2 separate regions of the Homo sapiens genome follow, and region 1 is linked to region 2. Evidence: chromatin loops called from intact Hi-C (ENCODE). Cell type or tissue: CD14-positive monocyte. All regions are shown on one strand. Links, peaks and the distances in the headings refer to the core of each region. The heading gives the core; the rest is flanking DNA.

What was found. Hi-C counts contacts between places; a loop is a spot of excess contacts. Peaks named below come from ENCODE experiments on the same cell type or tissue, not always from the same donor. Only the 100,000 strongest peaks of a DNase experiment are listed, where the experiment ranks them.
Region 1: a loop joins it to region 2, with 2.7 times the contacts of the local background. A loop is called at or near these places in 9 of 110 quality-filtered maps.

Annotation. Positions count from the first base shown.
Region 1 is chr16:8,953,721-8,961,720 of GRCh38, forward strand. All of the region lies in intron 1 of USP7 (ubiquitin specific peptidase 7), which reads right to left. Among named protein-coding and RNA genes, the nearest start is that of USP7-AS1, 5.0 kb to the right of the region's middle. RefSeq lists enhancers at 1-867, 4,399-4,458, 4,889-4,938, 6,310-6,379 and a silencer at 4,642-4,936. In CD14-positive monocyte, for the core only: no CTCF peak of the experiment used is centred there; a DNase peak (open chromatin) is centred at 4,941; H3K4me3 peaks cover 4,473 bases; H3K27ac peaks cover 5,526 bases.
Region 2 is chr16:8,629,481-8,643,132 of GRCh38, forward strand. METTL22 (methyltransferase 22, Kin17 lysine) reads left to right here. Exons shown (of 11, transcript NM_024109.4): 4 at 5,559-5,599; 5 at 5,688-5,832; 6 at 9,611-9,682; 7 at 11,651-11,704; 8 at 12,647-12,727; 9 at 12,983-13,085. Among named protein-coding and RNA genes, the nearest start is that of METTL22, 15 kb to the left of the region's middle. RefSeq lists an enhancer at 9,683-10,183. In CD14-positive monocyte, for the core only: CTCF peaks have their summits at 6,156 and 6,374; DNase peaks (open chromatin) are centred at 2,511 and 3,361; H3K4me3 peaks cover 747 bases; H3K27ac peaks cover 5,318 bases.

The DNA of each region.
Region 1 (8,000 bases), core at 1-8,000, 320 kb after region 2:
GCAGAGGGAAGACACGTGCCCCCTGCGGCGCCACCGGAGGCAGAGGGAAGACACGTGCCCCCTGCGGCGCCACTGGAGGCAGAGGGAAGACACGTGCCCCCTGCGGCGCCACTGGAGGCAGAGGGAAGACACGTGCCCCCTGCGGCGCCACTGGAGGCAGAGGGAAGACACGTGCCCCATGCGGCGCCACTGGAGGCAGAGGGAAGACACGTGCCCCCTGCGGCGCCACTGGAGGCAGAGGGAAGACACGTGCCCCCTGCGGCGCCACTGGAGGCAGAGGGAAGACACGTGCCCCATGCGGCGCCACTGGAGGCAGAGGGAAGACACGTGCCCCCTGCGGCGCCACTGGAGGCAGAGGGAAGACACGTGCCCCATGCGGCGCCACTGGAGGCAGAGGGAAGACACGTGCCCCCTGCGGCGCCACTGGAGGCAGAGGGAAGACACGTGCCCCCTGCGGTGCCACTGGAGGCAGAGGGAAGACACGTGCCCCCTGCGGCGCCACTGGAGGCAGAGGGAAGACACGTGCCCCCTGCGGTGCCACTGGAAGCAGAGGCTTTGAACAGGTGCCCCTGGGAACCTAAAGGAAATGGAGATTGAGCCTTAGATACCTTTTTAAGAAATCTGACTCTGCTGCAACATCCAAACGTGTTCAGTGGGCTCGCTCATCTCTCTAAACAGAGCATGAGGTAGCTCGCGTGTTCTCAAACTCATCATATGAGGCGTGACTGCATTCGGGTCATGGGCAATGGGACCACAATACAGCTTGTGAGATTTTAGGATTACCCTGTTAACCGTAACTCAAAAAGTCAAATCCACAATCTATTTTTTGCAATGGAAGACAATTTAGCTGTAAGTTTATAGGATGTATTCTGGAAGCTTTCTACAGAGATGAAGACTTGCCAAAAACTTTACTAACTAAATACGAAGGTATGTATTCATTTGAGGTTTGCGTAGTTTAATAACAGCAATTGCAGGCCGGGCACGGTGGACTCACACCTGTAATCCCAGCACTTTGGGGGTCTGAGGTGGGTGGATCAGGAGATCGAGACCATCCATGGTAAAACCCCCCCTCTACTAAAGATACAAAAAAATTAGCCGGTGCGGTGAGGGGCGCCTGTAGTCCCAGCTACTCAGGAGGCTGAGGCGGGAGAATGGTGTGAACCCGGGAGGCAGAGGTTGCAGTGAGCCAAGATCGTGCCACTGCACTCCACCCTGACAACAGAGCGAGACTCCATCTCAAAAAATAAAAATAAAATAAAAAAACAGTAACAGCAATTGCTGTTTCACACAACATTCTGCTCAGCTACCACGAGATGAATGACAGTGGTGTGTGGACCAGTCACTATTAATCACCTATACCCACTTTCTATGAATCTGCAGTTTCTGCAATTCTTTTATTTCTTCCCACGTATGCTTGTTCTAAGAATAACCGCTGAAATGTAATTTTACATTTGTTGTATTTAATAAACTTGGGTTTCTCTTTCCGTATGGCTCGTTTTTTTACATATTAATCTGTTTGCATTTCATTTCTACATGATGGACAGTATTGGGGCCAGTGTCTCACCCCAGGCTAGAGTGCAGTGATGCAATCTTGGCTCACTGTGGCCTCGACCTCCAAGGTTCAAGTGATCCTCCCACCTCGGCCTCCCAAAGTGCTGGGATTACAGGCATAAGCCACCATGCCCAGGCTCACAAGCTTGTTTTAAAATAGCAATTGCATGGCCAGGCGCAGTGGCTCACACCTGTAATCCCAGCACTTTGGGAGGCCGAGTGAGGCAGCTCATGAGGTCAGGCCTGGCCAACATGGGGAAACCGTCTCTACTAAAATACAAAAAATTAGCCGGGCATGGCGGCGCGCCCCTGTAGTCCTGGCTACTTGGGAGGCTGAGGCAGGGGAATCGCTTGAACCTGGGAGGAGGAGGTTGCAGTGAGCCGAGATCACACCACTGCACTCCAGCCTGGCAACAGAGCACGATTCCATCTCAAAAAAAAAAAAAAAAAAAAAACATTGCACAGGGTCAATTAAGAGTCATGAAATATAATTTATTCCCCAAAGTCTTATTGATGAAATGTGCTTGCAACTTGAGGTCAATGGCTTACAGCTTTTTTAAGGGGCTGTGGAGTAGAAAGGTTTGCTCAGCCTACACATTCAGAGGAATGCCACATGGTGTCCCTTGGAAACACACCTCTCAACTTTTTCTGAAGTACTGTGAATGGGGTGGCAAGAGAGACAGCCAGATGTCAGATTACCACCCAGACACTTGCAGCCCCACCCTGGGATGGGACCATGTTCCGCAATACAAGTCACACTACCAAACTCACACAGCACACTTTCCAAACCAGATGCCAGTTTAACAACTTACTGTGAGAGCTGGAGGTTAGTACATAACACAGGACACTGTCCTCCCAATATCGGGATGTCAGGAAACCTTAGTTACTGGCATGTAATCAAAAAAGAGGGGCCTGGATTTTTTAATCTTCTATGGCAGGCAGGAAAATCACATGACCTGTCCTGGTTTCACAAGGGAGCCTCCTTCCTTCTAAATAGTTTTTAGATTCTCAATGACCCAAAGAGAATGATCACCACCTTGAGAATGGGCCACAGCGCTCGCTCCCAGGTTTCAAACATTCATGAAGTTAAAGCTCCTGGCAGATAACATGGGCTCTTTCCAAGGACACACGGGCATTTCTGCAACTATGAACAGCTGTGACCTCACAACAGTGTCTCCACCCGTCAAGGGGCATGCTAAGAACTGAATTTGGGCCAGGCGCAGTGGCCCACGCCTGTAATCCCAACACTTTGGGAGGCGGAGGCGGGCAGACTGCCTGAGCTCAGGAGGTCAAGACTATCCTGGGCAACATGGTGAAACGCCATCTCTACTAAAATATAAAAATTAGCCGGGCATGGTAGCGTGTGCCTGTAGTCCAGCTACTCGGGAGGCTGAGGCAGGAGTATGGCTTAAACCCAGGGGTCAGAGGTTGCAGTGAGCCGAGATCGTCCCACTGCACTCCAGCCTGGGTAACGAATTAAGACTTCGTATTAAAAAAACAAAAACAAAAAAAAAAAAACACTGAATTTGCTTTACACAGCCACAGGCACAGGATAGTAAGAGCCCAGCCCCCCCGCAGGCAGTGCCCCATTATCCACGAGGACTCCCAGCGCAGCCTCAGCCATGCCCAGCCCTTCTGGGCAGCACAACACAGACAAGTCGACGCTATCTCTCAGGGTGCCTTCTCCCAGACACCCCTCTGCCCATCCCATGCTGGGTTCTTGCCAGCCTCTGTCTCAGGAGTGTCATCACTGAATTCTGGAAGCATCCCTGCTCTGGCTCAGGTTGGTGTATTTCCCCATACAAGAAACGTACTAATTACTGTTTCCAACTTCCAAATAAAAAGTTAAAATTACCAACCCTCAGAAGTAGACCTGCTTCTCTTCAAAAATTTCAACACATCTGACTTCTCATTAGCTGAGGCATGTGTTAACTTACTAGAAAAATGGCATAACTGACTTTCTTGCCTACGCATGACACTTAAAACCCTGCTTCCTCCAACTTTCTTAAGTCCAAATTAGTTCAGAACAAGTAATTTCTAAAGTAGGTGACATTTAACATCTAACTCTGTCATGGTACATGGCAAGAAATATGTTGTTACAACTCTTGTTCTCCAGGATAAAACTTCTTTGCCTTGGAAATCAAGCAGGATATCCACGCTATTTGTTACTCATGCAAAAAACCATAAACGGGCTGGGTGAGGTGGCTCACACCTATAATCCCAGTGCTTTGAGAGGTTCAGGCAGGAGGATTGCTTGAGACCAGGAATTCCACACCAGCCTGAACATAGCAAGACCCCATCTCTACAAAACTTAAAATTCAAAAAAAAAAAAAAAATTAGCCAAATGTGGTCACCCTGACCCTGTGGTCCCAGCTACTTGGAAGGCTGAGGTGGGAGGATCACCTGAGCCCGGAAGTTTAAGGCTGCAGTGAGCTATGATCGCCCACTGCACTACAGCCAGAGCAACAGAGCAAGACCCTGTCTCTTAAATTAAAAAAAAAACAAAAAAAAATTAAAAACACAAAAACGATAACAAAAATAGACTTTACAAAATACCGAAAAGAAATTTTCAGTTATTTATGAAAGTCTATCAATGTCTTTGTCTGGAAAACGGGCTTTTACTTCCAAAAGGATCAAAAAAACACCATTACATTAACGTTAAAAGCAATAAAACTGAATGAGCACCTATCAAAGCAATACCGTTTTATGGCTTCAGCGTCTCTTTCTCAGAGCCACTTGCCAGCCAGCCATCTCCTGCATTACTGTTTATTCTCAGAGTACACTGAAAAAAGTGTTTCCTGAATGAGCATCTCCCACAAATAAATTTAACAAAAAAGGAAACTGAGATGGTCACCTTCAGAGCAAACAAGCCAACGGTGTAGAAGAGGCACCCCAATGCCCATCCCACCGGCACAGTAGCAGGTGGGGCAAAAAGTGCATGGGTCTTATGCAAGCCAACAGGGAGAGGCGACTAGAAAGGCTTAGGGGAAAGGTGGCCCCTGGGTGGGATTCTGAACCACTTTCCTGGGGTATCTGTCCTGTTTGTGCCCACACAAGTGCATGTGTGCTGGGAACCGGCAGCACCAAGGAGGCTGGGGCCATCCTAAGACTGCAGCTGTGCGACTTCCTGTAGAGAAGGCAGGACACCAAGTCCTTTTCAGCAAGGCAGTGACGGACAGAAGTCCTGTGGGCAGCAGCTTTCATAAAGTGTGGGGTCAGGCAGGCTGGAAGCAGGACCAAGAGGGAGGCTACCACCACAGTTCCAGCATGAGGCAGCAAGGGCCTGCTTTCAGGGGATGTCTGAGACAGCCAAACGGGCCTGGCAACAGGATGTGGGATAGAGACAGCAGAGTTCAAAGCCGACTCCCAACGTCTGGACACTCAGGGACCTGGTTTCCTGCCACTATCTAGTGTTCCACTTCCCCACACTCATCGCAGGGAGCTCTAGCACTCACGCAAGAATCATCAGAAGGCCACCAGGCTGACTACAGCATCAGTGGCGCATGGCACCAAATCCACTTGACTTTTATCATACAGTGAATCATTCTCAAAATATTACACTTTTAATATTAAAATCCCTATTCAAGCACATCAAGCCCAAGATTTCAAGAACAGCATTGCTTAGGCAGAGGCCGGATGGCTTCTTCCTAATCCACATCGGATATGGTTACTGTGGGCCCTTTCTGCATAGCACCCATCTTCGATGGCCCCACCTGTGGTGTGTGCCCCACTTTAGTTCTAACATAGTGTCACATTTTCTTGGCTGCAAAAGCCCTACCACCAAGGCAACACCATGTGCTGAACATCTCCTATGCTCCAAATTCCATGCCAGGCACTTTAGATGTGCCTGGCGATTCCAGTCTCACAACAACCTTGACGGGCATGAATGACCTCCTTTAAGGGATGGAGAAACTGAGGAACCAAGAGCTTAAGCAATGTGCATTAGGTCCCACAGCAATTAGATGGCAAAACCCAGATTCAAACCCAGGCATGGCTCTAAATCTAGACTGCCTTAGTCACCACAGTCTGTTATACCATGAATTTTTACTTAATGACCTCTTTCTCCTTTTCCAAAACACTAATTCAAAAAAAAAAAAAAGGATACCTTCTTCCTATATTTACTAGTATCGATCATTTCATTACAGAGAAAAAATTAATAATGAGGATATCAGCAGCCTGAAAGAATCAGGAGAGCTGGAGCCTGGGGAATCGCTTTGAATCATTAAAACCTGACGTGCTCACATCAGAGTGAGATGCTAGGTTTGGCCTAATTTCTCTCTACTGGGTTCTCTGAGCTGATGTTCATCTTGTAACTTTGCAAAGAATTATCTTAGCAACAGAAGCCAATGTAAGGAAAATCAACACTCTCGAATTATTTGACTTTTGTCTCGTTACAGTGCTATTTGAAAGAATCTTCTATTAGTTATAATCACAACAGCACAAGTTTATCTGGCTGGGTGTGTTCAAGAGAACTCACATTCTACTCCCAAACATGCTTCAGCAGAAAAGTAACTGCACAAGTTTGGAAGAAACCCACCACCACCCCCGTAACAAAAAACACAGAAGCCTAGATCAGAAGCTGCAGCTGACCCATTAATTTGCTCCTAATAGCAGCAGTCTAAGTGTCATAGAAAAGTCTAACATCTATCCCATTCGTCTCAGAGCCGACACTGAAACAGAGACTGCTCACTTGGGCAGAAGAACCACACCAGGGAAAAAAACAGTTTGTATGCAGAAGCAAGGCCTCCTGATAACTTCCTGTTGATTCAATAGCGTCTACACCGACCATCTGAGTATTCAGAGGGCAGAGACCCATGCAAGTCACTCCTTCAGCCCCTAGACTTCCATGGCCACCAAAGTTAGCGAATAAATAATACACTGCCAAGCAACCTTATTCCCAGCCAGACCTAATCATGCCACCACCTCCACAGCTCTATCTGCCTTCCAACTAGAAACATGCAACTGGCTGCTTCAGGCCTTACAGGGAGTGTGTGGTTGCAACCCCAGCAAACTGCATCAGGCCCCACCTCTTCCCTCTCCGCACTTCACCCTTCATCACTTTCCTAACTGCTCAGGGCATTTCAAAAAATAACTATTCCAGAGCACTGCTGTTTTCCAATGAATATACAAGGACTGTGCAGAGTTCACTCAAAAGCAAATGCAACCCCAAGAATGTGAGGCCGGAGAGCAAACTCACACTGACCTATTGATAGAGACAAAACAAACGAAACAGTCTCCCAGGCTCCTTCGAAACCACTCTGCCCAGGAGGTGCAGGCAGGATGCTCCAGGTTTACAAAGCCTTCCCTTCCTCAAGCTGTTCAGACCCTGACAGTTTCCAGCTGCTAGTTCGTTAGGAACCGAGGCAGACACTGAACAGGTGCCAAGTCTCTAGCTCTGACCAGGACCCCACTCACAGCCTGGTCCATGAAGCCAACCAGAGTCCACTAAATTCCAGCCTTCTGGCTTTTTAACAGAAGTGTTCTCTCACTCTTTCGGGTCCTAAGTCACATTCCAATCGTAAGGCTAGTACCACATTTCAGGATTGGGAAGGCTGAAATAGATGGCCTAAGACACAAGTAGCTTTTTAAACCACACACCAGTGGGTACTCACAGGGCACTATTATTTGTCCACAGCCTCATGTGCTCACTACAAGAAAAGGGACCTCCTGGATAATGAAATTGAAACAGAGGCCCAGTCAGAAGAAATGAGTTTCTTAAGTTTAAGGAATCAGCATTAGTAACTAAAACCTCTGCCATCCAATTTGAGATTCTGCTAAATTTACAGATTAACTGTCCTAGGGGTTACCTTTCTAATACAAACTGTAATATGAAAATAAAGCTTCATTTTATGAGAAAAGAAAGTAGCCTTGAAAACGTGCATGGAGACTGATGAATTTCTAAAAATTCAACACCCTCTAGTCTTTTAAAAGCAAACACCGGCCAGGCGCGATGGCTCACACCTGTAATCTCAGCAGTTTGGAAGGACGAGGCGGGCAGATCACCTGAGGTCGGGAGTTCGAGACCAGCCTGACCAACATGGAGAAACCCCGTCTCTAACAAAAATACAAAAGTAGCCAGGCGTGGTTGCACATGGCTGTAATCCCAGCTACTTGGGAGGCTGAGGCAGGAAAATCGCTTGAACCCGGGAGACGGAGGTTGTAGTGACCCGAGATCGCGCCACTGCACTCCAGCCTGGGCAACAAGAGCAAAAATCCGTCTCAAAAAAAAAAAAGGGGGGGGGGGGCAAATACCTTGAAATTTGTGGACCTGGTCATTTTCCCAAAGATACAGGTCTGTAACACACATGCTCTGCAGTAATGTCTGTTTATTAATTCTCACTAGTGTCCAAAAACACCTGGAAAGCGGTAGGACAATGTCATGGGAAATCCATATGCTCGTGTTATTGGATATTTGTCTTGACCGGGTACCATTTGAAAAGGAAACTGAA
Region 2 (13,652 bases), core at 2,039-10,038:
GGTGTGGGACAGGCTTGGCCTGGCTGGGCTGGCAGTAGGGAGCCATGGGAGGTTCTGGAGCTGGAGTGTGGCAGAGGGAGAGGGATGTAAATGAAAATGAATGGGGCGTGGACCAGTCAGATGGACTGGGAGCTGGGAGCTAGAAGCCAGGTAAGAAAGGGGAGTGATGAAGTGGCGGGAAAAGTGGGACAGGAGAGAGGTTTGGACAGATACTCAGAGGTGGGATCAAAGAGGAACTGCTACCCAGGTATGGGGGCAGAGCAGAGGGGTTTGCTGACTCTAGGATTTGAAATCTAGGGACCTGGCACTCTAGAAACACCGGGAGCAGTAGGGAGCTGGGCCAGGAAGTGATCGGTCCTGGTTAAGCACCTATCGTGTTTTGGATATCTTCACTAGTATCGAGTGGCCTAGTCTGCACAACCCCTCCTGAGGGGGTGCATGGATGAGGAAGTGAAAGGCCTAGCGCCATGCTGCTTGGTGGTGGTGAGCGAGCTTCGAATCCACACAGTGTCCACACCAGGGCTTTGCCTCCCCCTGGCGCTGCTCATTTGGGGAGCGGAGCTGTGATTTGAGGCCGTTCATTGAGATCCAGGGTCCCCGATGGTGTCTTGAGTTCCCAGGGAAAGGCCTCCCCCAGCACTGGCCTTTGGTCAGAGAATGGGGGTCAGTGGGTCACTCTCAAAAACAGACAAAACAGCAGCTCTGTATCTATCTGCTCAGCAAACAGTTACTAAGCGCCTCCACGGTGGTACCAAGCAGCCTCTGTTCTAGACTGTCCCAGAGAGGGCAACGTGGAACTCATACCAGAACCCAGTTCCATGTATCCCATGGGTGACCTCTGCCCTCATGGCCTCTGCAGATAGGGATGAGTATTCCCATTTCACAGAGGAAGAGACTGAGGCTCAGCGAGGTTGAGGAACTTGCTGGGGTCACACAGCTAGTCAGTGGCAGAGCTGAGACTTGTACCTAGGTCTGTCTGACGCCACAGCCTGTGCTGTCATTCCACATCATGGGGGCAGAGCTTTCGAAAGAGGCTTGGAAAGTCCTGCTTCTCAGGGGGGCCGACGATGGCTCATTTCCCTCTGAGCCCTCACTGTTATTAGCCTCCCCAAGCTGGGGAGCAAACCTGTCAGTTACTCCACAGTGAATTGTTGTGTCTGTAGTGAATGTTCTGGGAATTTACCATTGTATGAGCTAAGAACAAAGTCCCTCGGGAAGAGGCTGGCCTGTGACCAGCTTCCCCTCCTGCCCTGTTCCGGTGACCTCACGGTGAGGCCCCCTTGTCTGTATACCTGGAAGTTCACTTTTTCAGCTGTCAGTCACTCACTACCTGCCCTGACGGAGGAGAGTGGAATGGTAGCTAATGCATGAACCTAGGTAGTAATTCGTGATTATTTCAAACTGGCTAGAGCACTTTCATCTGCAAAACTTGATCTAATCCTGCAGGGCTGGATTTTGAGCCCAGCTCCATCTTCACAAGCCAGGTGACCAGAGACAAATGTCTTACCCACTCAGAACCACATGGTCAGAACCACGTGATCAGGGGAACCACTGTCCCTGGGTTTTAGTGATAATTTATTGAAACATGCCCAGTGAGCGCCAGGAGCAGGGCCTGGCGCAGAGTTGATGGTAAGCAGACGTCATTCGCCTCACAACCCTTTTCCTCTGACCCGTAAATCAACCCATTTTTTTCAAGTTATAGACCCATTTGAGAAACTGGTTTTTCTAAAGAAAAAGAAAAATAGGTGTTTTCTTAACTATTCCAAGGGATTGACAAAACCTTAAAAAGTTTATCCAGGGATCTGCCAGGAATCCACAGACCCAGGATTCAAAAGAAATTATGTTCAATTCCCCCACTGTAGAAATAAAGTGAGACCCCAAGAGAACTCGAGAAAGGCAGGGCTGGAACTCAGGCCGTCAGATTCTGAGTCCCGTGCCTTCCTGCTGGAGAATCGGGCAAGTCGCTTAGCCTCTCTGAGTTCAGTTTCCTTGTCTGTACAAGGGGTACAACCTCCTCCAGTTGTAAGGAATTCAGAGAGACAGCACATACAAAGCTCTTAGCGTAATGCCTGGCACGGATTCAGTGTTCCGTAAATGTAAGCCTCTGTCCTGGGGACTGGCCCAAGCTGGGAGGAGGGAGACTGGCTGACGAACAGTCTAGGTTCCTGCAGGTCTAGAGACCCAGTTTGCAAATGAGATAAGACGTAATTCTAGAATCTGATAAGGACAGGTGAGATTCTAACACTGTCTCATCCCATTGCTAGCCCTAGAGTTTCTCATGGGGATAGTTCCTCAGGCTGGTCTTTTATGTTCTCATGATACCTTTGGGATTATTTAAATATAAACTCTGACTTTTCACAGGAGTGGGAGCCCCAAGATGGCCCTGGGTAGGGAGGTCCCTAAGTCACCTGGGCCTCCACCCCTAGACTGAATCCTTCTTCCTCACCCCTATGCAGCCACCTGGACCGCGCCCGGCCCAGGGCTGACATACTGGGCATTTGTTGTGATCTCTGACTATCCTGATGAGTCATGAAGAAGCATATTTACCCATTCGAACACTAGCAAGTGCCTGAAACGGGGCAGGGGTCGGGTAGACCTCGGAATCTCTGCACTCCGGAGTCGAGGATGTCAGACACAAGAAAGGAGAGTGCCCTTAAGGTCGGCCACACTCAGCTTCCTGGGGAATTCATTCTGGCTTTTTCCATCTGGCCCCAGGGAGTTGCACAGCATCCGCTTCTTCCTTTGATCCATCCCTGAGCCTCTTGTTCTCTCCCTTATCAATTCGCCCTGGTGTTTTCTCGTGTTATCAGCATCAGCAGAAAGCACATCTTAGATCAGTTCTTGGTCAGACTCCCAAATGACTTCATTTTAAATCCTCTTTTGTTTCTATTTGGCTTTAGAAAAATATGGGTCTCACTTTGCACTTCGTTACCCAGGCTGGTCTCAAACTCCTGGCTTCAGGCGATCCTCCTGCTTTAGCCTTCCAAAGTGCTGGGATTATAGGTGTGAGCCACTACCCGGCCATCTCGACACATTTTGATCTAATTAGATGTTTTTTTCTCAGACTATGACCCTGGGCTGGTCATGTCCCCCTTCTGGGCTTCAGTGATCTCCACCTGTGCAAGGGCTGGGGTCCTTGACCACCTCAATGGTTCTCAGATGTCTGCCGAGCCTGTGCTCTCTCAGAAGCGCTGTCTGGTTAAACACTGTTACAGCCTTAGAAATGAGGGATGAGGCTACTTCTGCATTTTGCAAAAGAGGAAACTGTAGCTCTGTCTCCAAGAAGTTAAGTGACTTGTCACCCAGCTAGGAAATGACAAAACTGGGTTGTCATACAGGTCTCTGACCTCAGAGTCCTCATTCTCCCTCAAGGGAAGCTAGCCACCCATTGAGGACAGCTGGGAGGCAGAACTTACGTCCACGAGACCCCTGGAAGGAAGTGACCAATCACATAGGACCAAGATCACTATGAGAAGGTTCCCCTGGCAGCAGGAACCCTTAGGACAGCTGGGGTTAGGGAGCAGATGGCAAGGAGGAAGCTTTCCCAGGCCAATGGAGGGAGAGGAGAGGAGAGGAGGCTACGAGCCACACCCAGGAGATGGCATGGGTGGGACTGGGGAAGAGGAACTGGGCAGGGACGCTGACACAGAGGGCCTGGGGTCTGTAGACCACAGACACCCCTTCCCCTCCACGCACAAGCACACAAGCCTTCAGCCTGCCCAGCGAGTCCCTGTCCCTTTCATCCTGGGAGGCTCTGCCCCAGGCTTTTTAAACCGTGTCCCTGGCATGGTTCAGATTCTACATCTCCCTTCCCCAAGCAGGCTGAAGAGCTAGAAAAGGCCGGGCACGGTGGCTCACACCTATGATCCCACTTTGGGAGGCCAAAGCAGTGTATCACTTGAGCCCAAGGGTTTGAAACCAGCCCTGGCAACATGCTGAGACCCTATCTCTACAAAAACTACAAAACTAAAAAAATTTAGCCTGGCATGGAGGCATGCACCTGTAGCCCCAGCTACTCGAGAGGCTTAGGTGGCAGGGTCACTTGAGCCTGGGAGGTGGAGGCTGCAGTGAGCCTTGGCCGTGCCACCACACTCCAGCGTAGATGACAGAGTGAGACCCTGTCTCAAAACAGAAAGAGACAGAAAACTGCAGATGACCTGACTTGGAACCCCGCATCTGCCACTCACCCTCTCTGTGACCACAGCCTGCTAACCTCACCCAGCCACCTTTTCCTCATCCAATAATACTCGAAGCTGTCATTGGGTGATTTTGAGGATTAAATGAGAAAGCATTTAGCCCAGTGCCTCATGCAGAGAAGGTGCTTTTTTTTCTATTAACTTTACAAACAGTAATGCTGAACCTTAGTCAGTGTCTTTCTCTGTAATATACATGTGAGCCAATCAGGTAGAATCTCAGTGGCACCCAGGGCTTGCTCACAGAATGTGTCTGTCTAGTGAATGTTGGTTCAGTGAAGGAACTTTGCATCAGGTGGTTCGGCAGGTGTATTTCTGTTCCAGTTTCAAACCAGGTGACTACGTGTTAGGACGTAGCAATCTGAAGCCCTTCTGAAAGGAACATGTTTTATTAAAAGTGCCTTGTAAGCCACCATGTCAAATCTAGCCAAGATGCTGGTGGACAACCCATTAGTCACTTTATTCAGAGATCAGATTCTAACTGCCCATAGGGCTGAAATCTTTGGCCAGATTTTCCCAGGAGGAGCCCTCAGAGAACAGTGGCCCAGGTGCCCAAGAGGACCCTACACAGTCGATTTCTTTCCTGGTTCGGGGACAGACAGAGCGATTGGCGATAGCTGTTACCATCTCACTTAAAAATACTTGAGCAAGTTATTTTCCCTCCTCGGGAGCTCTTAGACAAGCAAGTTCTTACTTAACAACAAAAAATGCTTTGCTTCATTCCTTTTCTCCTTGATCTTATATTTCCATTGTGTTCCCCCCTCCACCAGAATTTGATCCTATTAGGGTATATTATAAATACAAAATATATTATATTTTGCACTTGAGAATACTTATACTACTTTTCAACGTTTTTAAAAAGGATGTAAATTTAAACTTATTTTTTTGTTAACTTCTAATGTAGATTTCTAAGTATGAGAAAATAATGAAGTTAAGTATGTTTCTCAGTATAAGAAAATACTTTTGAATGAATTGTGATTATTAGTAGTATATAAATTAATATATTATGATTGTAACTTTGCAATTATTGGTCATGAAAAAAGTAGTGCACTGCATGTGGGTGCAATTAAATTGCGTGAAAACCTAATTGTGACCCTCCCTAGCCTTGGGCTGTAGGGCAGAGATACCCAGTTACATGAAAGAGTGTGAGCCCCATTCCAAAAAGCTCCCATCCTCTGAGTGGTGCTCAAAAGTCGCCTCCTAACCAGTAGCACAGCCTGTGTTTCTGCTGCTCTCTAGAACGCCTCATTCCAACCTCTGACGCCCATCTGACCGTGCTGGCGGTTGCCACACTGTCCTGTCTTGTGGTTTTCTGTCCATCCCCATTTCACAGTGGGCATTTCTCTTGGTTTCTGTCCCATCCAGAGCACACCATGGCCACGCCCCTGGAGGATGTTGGCAAGCAGGTGGGTAGGTCTTGTCCGCTTCCTGTGGCCCTGATGGGTCCCTGCAGAGCCTCACGCTGCTTGTCGCTCCTTGTCCTCTTCCCTCCAGGTGTGGCGGGGCGCCCTGCTCCTGGCAGACTACATCCTGTTCCGACAGGACCTCTTCCGAGGATGTACAGCGCTGGAGCTCGGGGCCGGCACGGGGCTCGCTAGCATCATCGCAGCCACCATGGCACGGACCGTTTATTGTACAGGTAATGAGGTGACATCTCAGGCTGCAGGGAAGTAGTCACCTTCACAAAGCATGCACTGACTGTATAAAAAAAGAGGCAGAGGCACTGGAAATTGGATGTTAGCTGTTGTTGATTTTGCCATCCTGGTCCCCTGGCCCTCTCCACTCTCCATTTATTCTCAGTGACATCAAAATGACCCAGCAATACCCACTCAGCAGCAGCAGCGTCACCCAGTGGCTATAAGGCCATTGAGCTTCAGGAGGTGCCTAGCGCCCCTGCTGGTACCTCTCTCCCCACTCCTGAGAAAGAGCAAATATCTCCAAAAACAGGAGGAATATACCCTTTTAGAAGCCTTTGAAAGCAAGTTTATTATTTTTTTCCTGGGTATAGAAGCCTTGCCCATTCTTTGTAGGAGGTTTTTAAAACAGTACATAAAAATTACTCATAATTTTACAATCCCTAGATTGAATCAACAATATGCAACTTATGGGTCACCTCCCGTGTGCCACTCATTTCTAGATGTAGGAGGCCCTGCGGTGAATGGAGCTGACTAGGCACTGCCCTCAGGGCGCTTACGTTGTAAGAATCTCCTCCAAATGATAGCTGAAATCAAGCTGCAGCAGCACTGTATTCTGCTGAAAATGTTGAAAAACATTTTTAAGAGCATTTTCTTTTTTAAATATGTATATATTTAGGGGGTACAAGTGCGGGTTTCTGATGTGCAGCTATATTGCAGTGATGACATCCGTCTGGGCTTTTAGTGGACCTTCCACTCAAATAGTGAACATTGTACCCAATAGGGAAGCTTTAATCCCCCACCCCTCCCACCGTGTCACCTTCTGGAATCCCCAGTGTCTGTGTTTCCACTCAGTATGTCCATGTTTACCCGTTGTTTAGCTCCCACTCATAAGTGAGAACATTTTAAGAGCATTTTCTCATGCCATTAAAAAATTATTATATAGGCCAGGTGCGGTGGCTGACATCTGTAATCCCAGCCCTTTGGGAGGCTGAGGCAGGCAGATCACCTGAGGTCAGGAGTTTGAGAACAGCCAGGCCAACATGGTGAAACCCTGTCTGTACTAAAAATACAAGAATTAACCAGATGTGGTAGCGGCGGGCACCTGTAATCCCAGCTACTTGGGAGGCTTGAACCTGGGAGGCAGAGGTTGCAGTGAGCTGAGATTGCACCACTGCACTCCAGTCTGGGCCACAGAGTGAGACTCTGTCTCAAAAAAAAAAAAAAAAAAACAAACTTTATATATGACTTTTAATGACCAGATAATATTTCATCTTCTTTGTAACCCTTCTCCTATTGCTGAGCATTTTGGCCATTCCTATGGGTTTTGGTTTTTTGGTTTTTGTTTTTTTTTGCATTTGTCAGTTACACTGTGATGAACATCTTTGTATATTGTCTAATAATCTGTCACCTAGGTTCCTAGGAGTGGGCGGTGTTAGTTACATTGCAATGAACATCTTTGTGTATCGTTGTCTAATAACGTGTCACTAGGTTCCTAGAAGTGGGTGAGACTATTCTTAAGCTTTTGATGAACATTACCAACTAATTTCTTTTTTAGTATTTAATTTTGAAATAATTTCAGACTCAAAAGGAGTTGTTAAAATAATCCAGCAAGTGCCATATGCCCTTCCTCTGGCTCCCCAGTGGTGACATCACACACAACCATAGTACAGTGATGAAAACCAGCCAGTGAAGTTAACTAAACTCCTAACGTGCCAGAGTGCTTTCTTTAGAACAAATATACCTGTTTACAAGAGAGTAGTGATCTCGTCAAGTGAACCTTGTTGTTATATTTTAAATCTTTAGTATCTGCTGGACAAAAAGAGGTATCAGCTGATGTGGTTTACACCTCATTGCTTCCTAGTGAACGTTACCTGGCACAGACTTTTGTTTCTGAGATAGGAAGGAAGAAGCTAGAGATCACCAGTCCCTGAGGCACTGTTTTCAAATATGCTGTTAACCACTGGTCAGGAGTCTGCAGTGCAGCCACGCTATTGGCTGCTTCTTGACAATGTCATGTAAATTATCAGTGAGCTCTTCTCAGAGTCAAGCCGTCCAAGAGCTTTGCTTCGTCCCTGGTGCCTAATAGCAGACTATAAAGAAGTCTTATCCCTGAGAGAGATTTACCAGCATGGGGAAGAAAGCTTGCATTTAGATGCCATGTTCCAGTTGGAAAAGTCCTTTCAGATGCATCAGTGCCTGGCTGTAACTTCACAGTGACTCTGGGCAGAGCCCAGGGTTCCTATCTCTGTTGTCCAAATGGGCAGACTGAGGCTGGCCCAAGGTCATCCACAGCTGCTGATGAGACCCGAGGCCCTTGATGTGGACCTGCTGGCCCACAGGGCAGTGTGCTTGTCACGTGGTGGAATTTCAGATTGTGTTGCATGGAACAGAGCTCCCACAAGCTGGCCGAGGGATGCTGGGGAGAACGCACTCAGGGCACCAGGGCTCCTACCCCACTCAGCCAGAGCTGCTCCTCTCTTACCTGTTTTATAGGTTAAAAGCTTTTGACAGAAACTATCATAAAGGTTTAAAAACTGCTGACCCTGGCCAGGCGTGGTGGCTAATGCATGTAACCCCAGCACTTTGAGAGGCCGAGGCAGGTGGATCACCTGAGGTCAGGAGTTTGAGAGCAGCTTGGCCAACACGGTGAAACCCCATCTGTACTAAAAATACAAAAAAAAAAAAAATTAGCCAGGCATGGTGGCGTGTGCCTATAATCCCAGCTACTTGGGAGGCTGAGGCAGGAGAATTGCTTGAACCTGGGAAGTGGAGGTTGCAGTGAGCCAAGGTTGCACCACTGTACTTCAGTTGGTCAACAAGTGCGAAACTCCGTTTCCAAAAAACTGCTAAGCCCATCGTGTGCTGTCAGGTACATATCATCAGTATTCTCTTGGCCTAGGAGATAGGGTAGATCCCTCCCTTCTGCAAGCAGGGAGCTCCTCCCGTACATGGCTCTGTGTGACCCCTGGGGTGCAGATGTTAGTCCCAGGGAGATTGCACTGTGGGTCCACGCCCACAGTGGACCAAGCAAATGTCATTAACAAGACATCCTGTACTTTCTACATGCACATTCTTCTAATTAGAAGTTTATTTTTGGTAAAGCACTGCTTCTGCCAGTGAGGATTCACTGTACCCCAAGTTAGTTCTTGAAATGATGAGAAATCCCACTTGTCAGAGTAGCAGGCGGCTGGGAGGGAGATCTGGGTGGCAGCAAAGTGAATCGCGCTCAAGAGAGTGGGCTCAGCCTGTTTGAATCTGCTCTGTGTTCTGACGAATCATAAGAAAAAATCCTTCTGACCGGAAAACTGGTCCAGTCAGTTTTCCTAGGGTGTCAAAGAACGAGCCTAAATTTGGAGTTAGAAAAACCTGGATCAAATCCCAACTCTTGCTCTCAATAGCTGCATGACTTTGCTCAAGTCACTTAATCCGTGAAATGGGATTCATGATCCCAGCTCCTGTGTGGCCATAAACATGAAAACGATGAACTAGGGAAGTGCACGCGTGTTGCATGTGCTCGGATGATGTTGGGAGCTCACACTCCTTCCCTCTGGAATGCGCACTGTCTCTCCCCATCAGGAGGAGAATCTCTTATTTAGGGAACAAGCCAATGAAAAGAGCCTTAAGGTGAGGGTATTTAATTTTGGCAGTAAGACACATAGGAGAAACGTTTCTCTAATTTCTGCAGTTGTGCTGTTGATCACAGCTCTCTCTAGGCAAAAAACATGGAGATAAAAGTGTCGTAGTGGCTGGCACTTTATGGCTTGCCCTCTGTCATTCCAGATGTCGGTGCAGATCTCTTGTCCATGTGCCAGCGAAACATTGCCCTCAACAGCCACCTGGCTGCCACTGGAGGTGAGGCCCAGGGGGTCTTCTGCCAGGGAGGGAGGTTTCTCTGTTTAGCAGATAGGACAGACACCCAAGACCATGACATTGGGAGGCAGGGCTCCGTCTGTGTCCCTTGCAGCAGGTGAGTAAGGGGAGCAGGCGTCGTCTGGGCATCACAGAGCTTCAGAGCATTGAGGACGCTCCTTGGGTCACCTCCTCATTCCCAGATCCACTGCGTCATCCTACTCCAGCTCTTTCTCTCCCGGACACTGGCGGCGGCCCCTGAGCTGGTCTCCCCAGCTCCTTAGTTGACCCGTCCAAGATGTCCTCATGAAACATCCAGAGTGCCCTTTCTCAGATGCAAGCCAGTCCACTTCACTTGCTGCTGAAAACCTCCCAGGGGCGTCATCACCTGTGGGGTGAAGTCTGAGCTCCTTGAATTCCCAGGCCTCCCTGGCCCAGCCCCGGCCTGCTCTCCTTGCCTCCTCCTGACAGTCTCCTTTCCAGCCCTGCATCCAGCACGGCCAGGACTCACTCACAGGCCAGTCCCCCTGCGCAGATGGGCCTCCGCCTCCATCTGCCTGGTTCTCTGCTCCCTGCACGGCCTGCAGGGATGAGTGTATGTGATGGGTGACGACAGTTATGTCCTAACGCCTCCTCCGAGCAGCCCCCCAGGCTTCAGGCCCTTCAGTGGTTTACTGTTGCTTGTCTCATGTTCTTGGGGATCTGGCCCCTGTCTGTCTGCAGCGCCCCCCACCACCAACAGCCGACCTCACCGTCTTTCAAATCACATTCCCTCGAGTCCTTTGCCCTTGCTCTTCCCTCTGCCTGAGTGCTCTGCCGTCCCTCCTCCCGGCAAGTCCTCATCACCCTCGGGGCTTCAGACCTCCAGATTTGAGGCCAGAGCCCCCAACAGACTCCAGGCACACGTTGCATGATTGCATTTTACCATCTGCTCGTGTGACTAGTTATTGGTGTTTTCCATTCCCACCGGACTACAAGCTCTGTGGGTGCAGGTACCCTGTCTGCATTTGCTCTGCACTGTCACAATGTTTGTTGAGTGCTCAGGGTACAGTAGGCAGTCAGCAGAGCTGGGAGGATGGAGGGAGCATGCTGGTGGAAGCCTTCCCTGACATCCGCTGTCTGACATGAGTTCCTCTCTCTCCTCCTGTGCGTTTGCCTCATCCTTCTGGCATCACCCAGCCACACAGTCTTGCCGTTGTTGGTTAACCTGCCAGTCTCTCCTAGGGGAGCTGGTCTGCAAGGATGGGGAGCATGACTCTTAAATCTTTATTTTCCCTATGTCTGGCACCGTCCCTGACACGTAGCACTCAAAAAATGCTGGAAGAATGGACGGATGGATGGAGGGAAGGGACAGAAAATGGATGATGGATGAGGAGGGAAGGAGGATAATAAGGATGGGTGGGTGGATGGGTGGGAGGGCAGAAGGATGGATAGATGGGTAGATGAGAGGATGGATGGATGGATGGATGGAAAGATGGGTGGATGGGAGGGAGGGAGGGAAGGAAGATGGGTGGGTGGATGGATGGATGGATAGATGGAAGGGCAGGAAGATGGGTGGGGGGGTGGGTGGATGGATGGATGGATCGATGGATGGCTAGAAGGAAGGATGAGAAGATGGATGGGAGGGAGGCAGGGAGGGAAGGAAGATAGGTGGGTGGGTGGGTGGGTAGATGGATGGATGGATGGATGGATAGAAGGAAGGGCCGGAAGATGGGCAGGTGGGTGGGTGGGTGAATGGATGGATGGATGGATGGATGGATGGATGGATGGATGGATGGATGGATGGGTGGGTGGATGGCTGGCTGGCTGGCTGGCTGGCTGGCTGTAAAGATGGAAGGGCAGGAAGGTGGATGGGTGAGAGCAAGGGTGGGTGGGTGGATAGATGGATCTTCATATATAGTGTAAAAGTTTATCTTTTTTTCCTGATGATGTTTAGAGTTTGGAAAGTTCTCTTTTTGTTTGTTTTTACAGGTGGTATAGTTAGGGTCAAAGAACTGGACTGGCTGAAGGACGACCTCTGCACAGGTGTGTGTTTCTCTCGGACGTCCCCCAGTATGATTCAGTGATTCCTTTGTAATACCTCAGTGCCCCTGGCTCTGTGGTTTTGACAGAGCTGTAGTCCCAGCTGCTGCCACAGTCCCATCGGCGCATGGCAGCTTCTCTCCATTGGCCGATGAGCACCAGCTGTCATTCTCTGAGCGCCTGCTGCATGCTGGGCACCTCACGTTCATTTTCTTCTCCAGGTGTTGTGGTTTCCCTGTGTGGTAGCATGATAATCCCTGAATTGTGAGTGCAGACTGCCCATGGGCACAGCTGGTACACAGCAGGGTAGGGGCATAGACCCGAGTTTGTCAGACTCTGGGGCACAGACCATTTCCCAACAAACAGTGGTGCCAGGAAACCCCCCGGGTAGGACAGTTTCCATATTTCTTACACAGACTACTTCAGACCTGGGTGCTTGCTCTTTCTTTGTATAAAGATGTCTTTTTTTTTTTCCCTGTCAGATGGCAGATGGGAAAAGTCGTTCCTTGAGTACTGGTCACCTGCCTAGCACTTTGCGCACCGTAGGCCCTTCGGCCCTCCCAATAGTCCTGTGAGGAAGTAGTACTGTGCCCTTTCTGTGAGTGCAAAACTGAGGCTGTTTTCCTGGGCCACCCAGCAGGCAGAAGGGGGAGATCATGTCCTGCACTGGGCCACAGGCCAAGGCAGCGGGTGAGGCTGAAATCCGCCCGCTGCTCACTGGCTAGAGCAGACACTCAGCAGAAAAGGCACCTCTTCCACCATGACTCTGCACCCGGGCAGCAGTGGGCCTGAAGCAGGGAGTCTGGTCTGCCTGGTGGTGCCCACTGCACCGAGCTACCCCCAGCCCTGTTTCTTCTCTTGAAGTGCCTTTTGGTCAGTCCCAGTGAGAGTTGGTGGCCAGGAGAGAAGGCAATGGGCACAAAGTGTGCTTTTGTTCTTTCTTAGATCCCAAGGTCCCCTTCAGTTGGTCACAAGAGGAAATTTCTGACTTGTACGATCACACCACCATCCTGTTTGCAGCCGAAGGTAAGAAAATTTCTCCTTCGCCGTACACGTCCTTTGTTGTAGCATGAAGTCAAGTGCAGTCTCTCCTCACTTCCCCCGGGAGTTCAGTTTTAGAAGTGACTTTCTGGTACATGCCACCACATCTGCAGTTTTAATTCTGGAAGCTGCTGCTGTTCCGTGGTGATAAGCATTCTCTCTGTGCGGATTGCTCTGAAAAGTCGATTTCTGTAATATTTGCGTGTTTTCCTCTAATGCTGGCCTTTTTGCTTCCCACAGTGTTTTACGACGACGACTTGACTGATGCTGTGTTTAAAACGCTCTCCCGACTCGCCCACAGATTGAAAAATGCCTGCACAGCCATACTGTCGGTGGAGAAGAGGTGAGCTTTGCGCCACGGGAACCGTGCTGACGTCCCGAGTGTCAGCGGAACTCTCACCTCCTAATTGTGTCCTTGTCAGTGTCATTATGATTGTTACTCAGTGCCACTTATTGAGCACCTACTATGTGCCAGGTCTGTGCTCATCCTTTGTGTACGTTACTGCACTGAATCTGCATCCTAGCCCTGTGTGCAGGCGCTGCTGTCCCACTTGACTGATGAAGAGAGGAAGGCTGGGAAGCATCAGGGGCCTTGGCCAGGGCACGGCTAGTTAGTGATAGACAAGGACTTGAATGCAGACTGTACTGGAACCTCAACGCTTGGCCAGCACACACTGTTGAGAGCTTCTCTTCCTGAATGTTCTCTCTGTGGTGCCGTCTGTCTCTTCAGCTCCCCCAGGTCTCTTTCTCTTGCTGAATCGGACAGCTCCTCACCCAACAGCCTCACCCAGACATTTCCACTAGAATATCCTGAAATGTTAGGTTCCATTTATTGAGTGCCCACCTTGTGATAGCTACACACATTCTCCTGTAATACTTAACAGTAGTCCACAGCTTTTCTGAAGATCGT